Regions from separate parts of the Homo sapiens genome. Here region 2 is linked to region 1. A link is a loop called in an ENCODE intact Hi-C map of the cell type or tissue named here. Cell type or tissue: Caco-2. All regions are shown on one strand.

Region 1 (5,000 bases):
AAGGGATCCACGTGAAAGGGTTGTGACAGATTGAGATCTATAGATAGCACATGTGGTTAGAGTCGGGGGTTAATCTTTTAACCTCAGGCCTGGTTGGTGGTGCCGGTTGGTCATTTCAGGAATGAAAACAACTTCATTCCTGTTGTTTTTCAGCTTTTAATTCCTCCTTCTCTTCAGAGACAGGAGACAGTAAGAGAAATGGCCTCGCTCCTCATTCCCCTCTTTGAGAATCTCACTCGCTAGTGCTAGTTCTCACTCTCATCTTCACTACACAGTCCTAATTCATGACAAACATACTTATTTTATGCTATATAGCCCTTTCCCAATCTAGAGAGCTGCATCTTATTTATTTCCATACAGGTCACTGTTGATTGCTGCACAGGCATCAAATTTTAAGATAATTTGTTTGGGGACTCCTTTTTCTTCTGTTCTAGTTATTACTTTACTCACATCAGCATTTCCCCGGTTGCCAGTCCTCAATCTTATTTCAAAAACTGTACTCATGGGGGCTCAGATGGGTTATAGCACACATCAGGCTGGTCGCTTCCTGGCCTGCATACCTTATACTGGGTGGCATTATACAAACAAGTCCCTTTTAGAGTTCTAGTATGTTCATAATAACTATAAAACAGAAAGACTGTTTTAACTTTTTGCCCTACCTCAGTAACTTGATGTATACACTGGGAATAGTCCTCAGTCTGAGGAAGGTCAGTTGAAGTCCTTACTGTACAAATCCAAAATTTAAGGAAAATAAGTCCCACGATGAGTTTCCTCATGCTTTGGCTGTGTGTGGACCAGTCAGCTTCTGGGTGTGACGAGAGTAGGGCTTGTCGTCTTCTTCAAAGTCACTTTGCAGGGGTTGTCCAGGCTTGGTCTCACCTCCCAGGTCTCAGGTGCTGCAGGTTTTATGCGGCTGTGGTGGATCCAGGCTGGGATTCCCTCTACCTTTACAGCTGTGGGAGTGGTCAAGACAACAGTCTGGGGTCCTTTCCACCACGGCCGCAAGGGGGCTACGTTCCAATCTTTGATCCACACCCGTTCACCTGGGGAGAAAGGGTGAACTGGGGAGAATAAGCTGATGGGACACCTCTCATTTACCCAGGCTGAAATTGTTTGTGTAATTTTCCCTAAAGCCTGTATCTGTCGCTGTAACTCAATTTCACCTAGCTCTTGAGAAGTGCCTGGGAGTCCTCGTGGTATGGGAGGGGGCCTATGATATAATATTTCATAAAGGGAATATCCTGTCCTTTTAGAAGGGGTACATCTAATCTTAATACCATAGGGAGAGCTTGTACCCACTTTAATCCTGTTTCTTGACACACTTTCCCTAAACTATTTTTGATAGTCCGATTCATCCACTCTTCTTTTCCAGAACTCTGTGGTCAGTAAGCGGTATTTATTTTCCATGTGAGCCCCAATACCTTTGCTGTCTTCTGTACCAAATCAGCCACAAATGCCAGCCTGTCATCTGAGCCGATTTGTAAGATCAGTCCAAACCTAGGGATGAGATCTCGGAGAAGCACACGGGTTACTTCATGAGCTTTCTCAGTTCGTAAAGGATAGGCCTTCACCTACCCAGATTATGTACACACTAGAACTGGCAAATACTTGTTAACTCCATATTTGGGCATCTCAGTGAAGTCTACTTGGAGATCTTCAAAGGGGGCTGCCCCATAAGCTTGTATGCCGGGCAAGACGGTTGGACCTTACCTAGTATTGTGCTGCCAGCAGGTGACACACTGCTGCGCCACTGTTTCGGCAAGGGCTGACAGATGCGAGATGTAGAAGTACTGGTTTAACAACTTTTCAAATGACTCTTGGCCTAGATAGGTGGTCTCATGCACAGCCAATACGACTGCGGTGCCCAGCAGTTGTGACACGGCTATTCTTCCATCTGATAACCGGATCCATCCCTCTTCTATCACCTGGCCCTCCCTCTGCCTGGAGAAAGTCCTTCTCTTCTTTAGAATAAGTAGGTACAAGGTCAGGTGCCTGAGGGAGCAGGGGTCAGTGACTGATGCCCGGTAGGGGGTGGATGCTGCTTTTGAGCCTCTGAGTCAGCTCGGGAGTTCCCCAAGGCAATCGAGGTGGAAGCTCGCTGGTGTTCTCTGCAGTGCGTGACTGCCACCTTTTGGGGGCTTCCACACTGCCTCTAACAATTGCAGGATCTCTCAATGATGTTTTATCTCTTTTCCCCCAGAGTTCAACAGGCCTTTTTCTTTATATAACACCCCATGCACTTGGAGGGTTAAGAAGGCATACCAAGAGTCAGGGTAAATGTTTACAGTCTTACCTTCATTTAGCTCTAAGGCCCAAATTAAAGCAATGAGTTCAGCCTTCTGGGCTGAAGTACCCTGGGGCAATGATTTGACTTCAGTGACAGTGTCCAGGGTTACCACTGCATATCCTGCACACGTCTCTTCTTGTGGGTTGACCAAGCTGCTCCTGTCCACGTACAGCTCCCAGTCTACTGATGTCCAAGGATGGTCTCAGAGGTTGGGCCTGCTAGAATAAACTGAGTCCAACACCTCTACACAGTTATGTTCAACTGGGCTCTCTAATACCGCGAGTAAGGTGGCAGGGTTCAAGGTGTTGCAAACATCAATGGTTATGCAGGGATTTTCACAGAGCAAGCTTTGGTACCTAGTTAGTCTAGCATTCGTTAGCCAATGATGTCCTTTGGTATTCATTAAAGTCACCACAGCATGGGGGGCCTTTATGTTCAGATTTTGCCCAAGAGTCAGCTTATCTGCTTCTTATGCTAACAGGGCAGTTTCTGCCAAGGCCCTCAAATATGGGGGCCAACCTTTAGAAACCCCATCTAGTTGTTTAGAGAGGTAGGCCACCGACCTTGACCAGGGCCCCGTGTTCTGGGTCAAAACTCCAACTGCCATCTTTTCTCTCTCTGACACATATAGTGTAAATGGCTTTGTCAGGTCAGGCAGCCCCAGGGCTGGGGCCGACATGAGTTTCTCTTTTAACTCATGAAAAGCTCATTGCTGTTGGGACCCCCATTCCAAATGTTCCTTGTCACCCCCCTTTGTGACTCCATACAGGGGCTTGGCTAGTACTGCAAAGTTTAGGATCCATAACCTGCAGAACCCCACAGCTCCTAAGAATTCTCTCACCTGCCTTTTGGTCTTAGGCTCTGATAGGTTGCAAATGACCTGCTTTCTTTCTGATCCCAAGTTGTGCTCCGCCTGTTGGATAGTAAATCCCAGGTAACATACTTGCTGTCTGCAGATCTGAGCTTTCTTCTTGGACACCTTTTACCAACATTCCTCCAGGTGGTGGAGCAGGGTATCCGTTCCCTTGGTGCACCCGACTGCTGTGGGGTGTCCCAGCAGGAGGTTGTCAATGTACTGGAGCAACATGCAACCTAGGTCTCTGGTGGGAAACTTTTGGAGGTCTCGAGCCAGTGCTTCCCTGAAGATAGTGGGGGGAGTTCTTGAACCCTTGGGAAAGCTGGGTCCAAGTGTACTGAGTAGTGACATCTGACCCCGGATCCTCCCACTGAAAGGCAAACAGTTTCTGGCTCTCAGGGGCTAGTGTGATGCTAAAGAAAGCATCCCTGAAGGATGAACCAGGTGAACCAGTCAGGTGAACCAGCTATCCTCAGCTGTAGCTTGGTTGAACAAGCGCAAATCCTGTACTGGCCTGTAGTCCTTGGCTTGGGAACAGGCAGGAGGGGAGTGTTCCATGGAGACTGACAAGGGACTATAATTCCAAAGGACCTCAGCTGCTTGAGATGGACCTGGATACCTTCAAGAGTTTCTCTGGGGACCAGGCACTGTTTTTGTCTGTCTGGCTGGGCCCCAGGCTTAACTTCTATGAGTGCGGGGGCCTGGTAGATTGCCAACCCTGGAGGATTGTCTTCTGCCCACACCTTTGGCCACCGCTTAGTCAGAGCTGATCCTATCTCTTGGCCTGGCCCAGTTAAGAAGAGTCCCCATTCCTCCTCCTGAGGAACCATAAGGGCCATGATGACTCCCGTTCCAAGTAGCTTTAGCTGTAAAGAGCTGTGCTTTGTAAAAGAGATGGTGGCTGTCAGCTTGCTAAGTAGGTCCCTTCCTAGCAAAGGCAAGGGGCAGTCAGGCATGTACAGGAACTGGTGAATCACTTCATGTCCCCCCACAGTGCAGGTCCAGGGCAAACAGAAAGCTTGCTTTGCTGAAACCCCTGTGGCTCTGATTATATCTATTGTCTTTTTGGATAAGGGGGTGACTGGGGTGGTTACTACTGAATGTTCAGCACCAGTATTGACAAGAAACTCAATGTCCTTGCCCCCAACTGTCATCCTGACCATGGGCTCTTGGGGACACATGAGCCTGGTCTCCCTCAGTCCAGTAACCCTTCTGCCAGATTGAACAAGGCCCCTTCGTCCTTCTCTGAGGCCTCCTGCTCAGAGTTGCCTTGTTTCCCTTTCAACTGGGGGCACTTGTCCTTCCAATGTCCTATTTCCTTACAGTAAGCACACTGCTTACACTGCAAGCGTGGACAGCCAGACTGGGTATGTTTCCTGGGGCCCCCCTTCTCTCACCCCTCAGGGGGACCGCTCTCATAGCTGCAGCTAGCAGGTCGGCATTTCACCAGGCTTGGCATTCACTCTCTCTGCAATTCTCTCTGTGGCTTACTGCATCTCTATTCACAAACACCTTGTTGGCTATCTCCAATAACTGTGAAGTATTCATGCCTGCAAACCCAGCCTGTTTCTGCAATTTTCTTCTAATGTCTTCTGCACTTTGACTAACTAAAGCCATGTTAATCATGTGCTGATTTTCAGGGCTATCAGGATCAAAGGTAGTATACATACGATAGGCCTCACATAGTCTCTCGTAGAATTGTGCTGGGCTCTCATCTTTCCCTTGAATGACCTCAGAGACTTTGTTAACATTTGTGGACTTCTGAGCTCCCTTCTTTAACCCTTCCAGAAGGGCTTCCCTGTACCGGTTTAGCCTTTGCATACCCTGTCTTCATTTGGGTCCCACAGGGAGTCTGTT
Region 2 (5,000 bases), 430 kb before region 1:
AGCACTCTCCTTTCCTTTGGGAAACTCCCCTTTGACTCCTGGTGGCTCATGGGGAGCTGATAATGAGGATATACAAGTGAGTAGCCATGTGTCAGTAAGAACGCCATTCACATCACATCACAGGGAAAGGAATTGGTTCAGAAATGAACTGGTGACCTAAGTCAGGAAAATCAGAGTTCATCCTAGGAGGTTTTTTTGTTTTCCTGGCAGAACTGGTTGGAAAAAAAAAACCCATTGCTTCTGGGATTATAGTATGGGGAAACGGTCATGTTTGCTGCTTCTGCTGTCACACATTTTTCCCTGGTTATATGGAGAAAGCCTATCTGGGAATCAGGGGATGAAAAATAATAAGAGAAACACAAAAGGGGGTGGGTAAGAGAAAGCAGGAAAAGAGGGGAGGAAAAAGAAAAAAAGGAAATGGAGATAAAGAAAAAGAGACAAAGAGGAGAAAAAAATCTGATGATAACATTTGAGCCTATATGCCAAGCTGGGCACATAGGCAGCTTTACTTCTGGACAATCCAGGTAGAAAAGCCATAAATTGTCACCCTTGCTTGCTTTGACTTAGATTTCTAAGAGTTCCAACTGAGTGACTCCTGACTAATCAAGAGATGCATCTACATTTTTTACATTGCTCCCTTTCCAAGAAAGTACAAAATCCATTTAATGACATTAATGGTATTTTTGCATGTACTAGAATTTTTAAATTCTCCTTAAGTTTTTAATCAAATTACAGAAGTTATTAAACTTATCCAACGTGACAGTCAGTAAAAGGACATAAAAGCATCTTAGGACAGTTAGGAATAGCATGCAATTATGATCTCAGTGAAAAACGACAGACCTTCATCTTCAATAGCACTTTCTCTGACACATAAAAGATCCTACCTGGTACAAAAAAGATCCAAGACAAAAGAAACATCTACTAAACTATCTGACATTCTGTTAATGTCTATTTTTTCTCCCAATGTCTGTATTATTACTCAAGCTTATGATGTCTGGCAGGATCAATATCTACAGTGATATGATAGCAAATGGTTTATTTATTTATAATGACAAATTTCACTTAAATGTATTATTCCCCAGTTATTATTAGCCATTAGAAAAGTACAAATTAAAACCACAATGAGAAATCACTACAATCAGATGGCTAAAATAAAAATACAAATAATACATAAAAATATAAGTGGCTAAAATAAAAATAAAAAACAGTGACAACACCAAATGCTGGTTAGTATGTGGAGAAACTAGACTATATCGAATTGCTCATGGCTGTGTTAAATGGTACAGTCACTCTAGAAAACGGTTTGGTAGTGTCTTAAACACCTAAGCATGCAGTTGCAATATGACCCAGCAAATGCATTCCTGGACATTTATTAAACAGAATGAAAACTTATATTCACACAAAAATCTGCATACCAGGTTTATAACAGCTTTATCTGTGTTATGGAAAGAACTATGCCCTTCAACATTTGTATGCTGAAGCCCTTACCCCTCAATGTGACTGTTTTAAAGACAGGACTTTTAGGGAGGTAATTACGGTTAAATGAAGTCATGAGGGTGGAGTCCTAACCTGATAGGGCTGGTGAACCTGAAAAAAGAGGAAGAAACACCAGAGGTCTCTCTTCATACACACATAGAGAAGAGGCTATGTGCAAACACAGGAAGAAGGCAGAAGTAACTACCTGCAAGCCAGGAAGAAATCCTCACCAGAAACAAAATCTGCTAGCACCACCTGATCTGTGACTTTCAGCCTCCAGAGCTGTGAGAAAAGCAGTTTCTGCTCTTTAAGCCACCTGGTCTGTGGTCTTTTGTTATGGCAGACGAATATAGTTTCACCAAAAACTATCAATAAAATAAATGTCCTTCAGTAGGTGAATAGTTTAAAACAAAAACAAAAACAAAACTGTGGTCATCTACATCACGTGTGGTAGGCAGAATAATGATGCCCCCCAAAAATCTCCACATCCTAATCCTCAGGTCTGTGAATATATTAGATTACATAAGATATGCACATTAAGGTGGCAGAGGGAATTAACCTACTCAGAAAAACTCTTTTACTCCAAGAATCCAAATAAAAATGGAACAAAGTACTTATTTAGAAATAAGTATGATAGAAAAGTTTAAAAGCCTGTTTCATTCATTATTAATTTAAATAAATGTCAATGATGTTTTTTTAAAAATGTAAAGATTTAGACCGGGTGCGGTGGCTCATGCCTGTAATCTCAGCACTTTGGGAGGCCGAGGCGGGTGGATCACTTGATGTCAGGAGTTCAAGACCAGCCTGGCCAACATGGCAAAACCCTGTCTCTACCAAAAATACAAAAATTAGCTGGGCACAGTGGTGCATGCCTGTAATCCCAGCTACTTGGGAGGCTGAGGCAGGAGAATTGCTTGAACCCTTGAACCCAGGAGGCAGAGGTTGCGGTGAGCCGAGAGTTCACACCATTGCATTCCAGCCTGGGCAACAAGAGTGAAACTCGTTCTCAAAAAAAAAAAAAAAATGAAAAAAAAAAAAAACTTAAAATTAAATATTTAATACATAAAATAAAACTTAATAAATCTTAATGATGATATTGCTTATAATGATTGATAAGGTTTATAACAATTGTATTATAATTGTTTAGTTTTATTGGCTGTCAGTCCTGGCTGTATTGTAGAATCACCCATAGAGCTTCAAAAAATCATTCCCAAAATATTGATACGTGGACCTCTTCGAAGAGATTAGGACTTAAATAGTAGCGAGGCACTTGGATTATAAAAATGTTCTATGAGTACTTCTGATATACAAGATATAACTAGAATTTTATTCTACTCTAAGAACTTATTGTAAAAGACAACTTAAAACTATAAGTTATTTCAGAATAAAGGCATAAAATGGAATAGTATGTAGTGATAAACTGATGCTGCAGAAATATGTTTACTGACACAGAAAGACACATGTAACTATATATACACACACAAAACAGTGTGTATGATGTAATTCCATTTTGTAAAAGAAAATACATATGGACACATACATATAGAATGAAGTTCATTTTGGTTGGCTGTGAGTATTCTTTATGATGCTTTATGCTGCTGTTTTTGCTTGCCTGTATTATTTGTTATTTCTGAATGATTCTATAGAACATACATGAAAAACCACAGCAACTTAATTTTGATATGGAAAAGATTAACTTTCAATAATATGAATACTTTAACCTAAACTAAGGAATATTATATTTTGAAATAGAGCAAATGTGCCAAAATTTTAACAAATGGTGAATCCAAGCAAAGGATATAAAGATAGTAATATTCATGCCAATTTTCCACAGGCAAACATTATTCAAAATTTAAAAATTTAGAAAAAATAAATTCTTAAAACTACTTTAGAATTTGCCACCCCCTCAATGTATTCTATTTTATTATAGGTTGATCATTTGATATAATCAAATACAATAAATAAATCCTTTAACATTTTATTTAAATCAGTTTGCATAAGTTAAACCAAAATCTTAGCTGAAAAAAAACATGAAACATAGAAATATATGCACAAAAATACACACATTTGTTTAATGTATGAAGAAATATAGTGTATATATTTTTTAAACTCTCCTACTGTAATTCTCTAGTAACCAACTATATATGTCTGTACTGTATTTGCCAACTAATAATGTTTTAAAACAATTTTTCCAGTATAAATTCATTCATACCGCATACCAAGCCTCAAAACTATCAACTCTATAAAAGGCTCATCTCACCTCATCTAAGTCTTGGATATAAACTGGCTTTTCCTCAAAGCTGAGTGGCATTGGTTCGCTGTAGGGAATCCTTACTTCTTCATAAAGCTTGTTATTCTCTCTTTGGATTCCTTCTGGCAAAATCATCTATAAACATCAACAATAAAAATCCAATAATAATAAAAAATAAAACACTTGCTCTGGTAAATATTCTTTAGAGAGAGACAGAAAACACTACTGGTTTTATAACAAAGCACTGGTAAATAAACTTAGCTAATTTAAAAGAAAACAAACTTAAATAAAACAAAAACAAATGCAAAAAACCACTCACACAAAGCATTAACATATCAGGTATTTTATATAACACACAGGCCACAGTATGTTGACAAATCTTAAAGTATACACTAATTAGATGGTATACCTGAATACAAATGTATTCATATAATTAGGAAAATGTACAGCATACAGTATAAAGTTTAGCCTAGCAGCAATGCAACTGATAAAACTCAAAAATACAAATTGCAAAAACAATGAAAAGGAGGGAAACATATATGTTCTGAATATCTACTATATGTCAGGAGCTTTACATACACCACATTATGTCATTTTCCCCAATACTTTAAAATAAAATTTAGCATAGTCAACTAGTGTTAGACTCACGAAGGAACAGGGAAAATCCACACATCATTTCTTTAGAATAGACATATTATTGAACAGTAGTTATATAACAATGACATACCTTTGCACCAGCAATAAATGCTGATGTTTTCATGGCTTCAGCCTGGGAATCATACACATGGGGATAATGTATTTTTTCAACGTCTGCATCTCTCTGCCTGCTCAGAATTGGAACACTTCTAGCATTCAGAAGTGCCTGTTCTCTGTAAACATAAAAATAGGCCTAATTTGAAATGTTTATCTTGAAAGGTAATGCATACACCAAAACAAGGCAATTATAAAAGATATTGGGAGCTAGCCTTCCACCATAAAAAAGAAATTAAACTACACAAAGGAAGATTTTAGGAATCCTGAAATTTTCTGAGTGACAAAATAGGATTCAGTACATTTTTAGATATTATTTATAGATAACACCACTTGGTAAGTTTGATTTAATGTTCTTTCCAATTTTGCTTTTTCACAATTCAAATGTTTACTTATTAAGGTATACATTTCTTTTTTGAAATGTGTTTCAATCTTTAAAGAATCAAGTGCAATAATGCTTATATTTCATTTTTCTCCTTTCTACTTCTAAATAACAACAATTTTTAAAAGGTACATTGAGCAC

What was found. Peaks named below come from ENCODE experiments on the same cell type or tissue, not always from the same donor. Only the 100,000 strongest peaks of a DNase experiment are listed, where the experiment ranks them.
Region 2: a loop joins it to region 1, with 13 times the contacts of the local background. A loop is called at or near these places in 2 of 110 quality-filtered maps.

Annotation. Positions count from the first base shown.
Region 1 is chr6:101,224,940-101,229,939 of GRCh38, forward strand. The region is part of intron 6 of LOC107984041 (a long non-coding RNA gene); the gene reads left to right. Among named protein-coding and RNA genes, the nearest start is that of GRIK2, 170 kb to the right of the region's middle. In Caco-2, no CTCF peak of the experiment used is centred here; a DNase peak (open chromatin) is centred at 2,082.
Region 2 is chr6:100,794,977-100,799,976 of GRCh38, forward strand. It overlaps ASCC3 (activating signal cointegrator 1 complex subunit 3), which reads right to left. Exons shown (of 42, transcript NM_006828.4): 7 at 4,455-4,596; 8 at 3,737-3,862. Among named protein-coding and RNA genes, the nearest start is that of ASCC3, 84 kb to the right of the region's middle. In Caco-2, no CTCF peak of the experiment used is centred here; no DNase peak of the experiment used is centred here.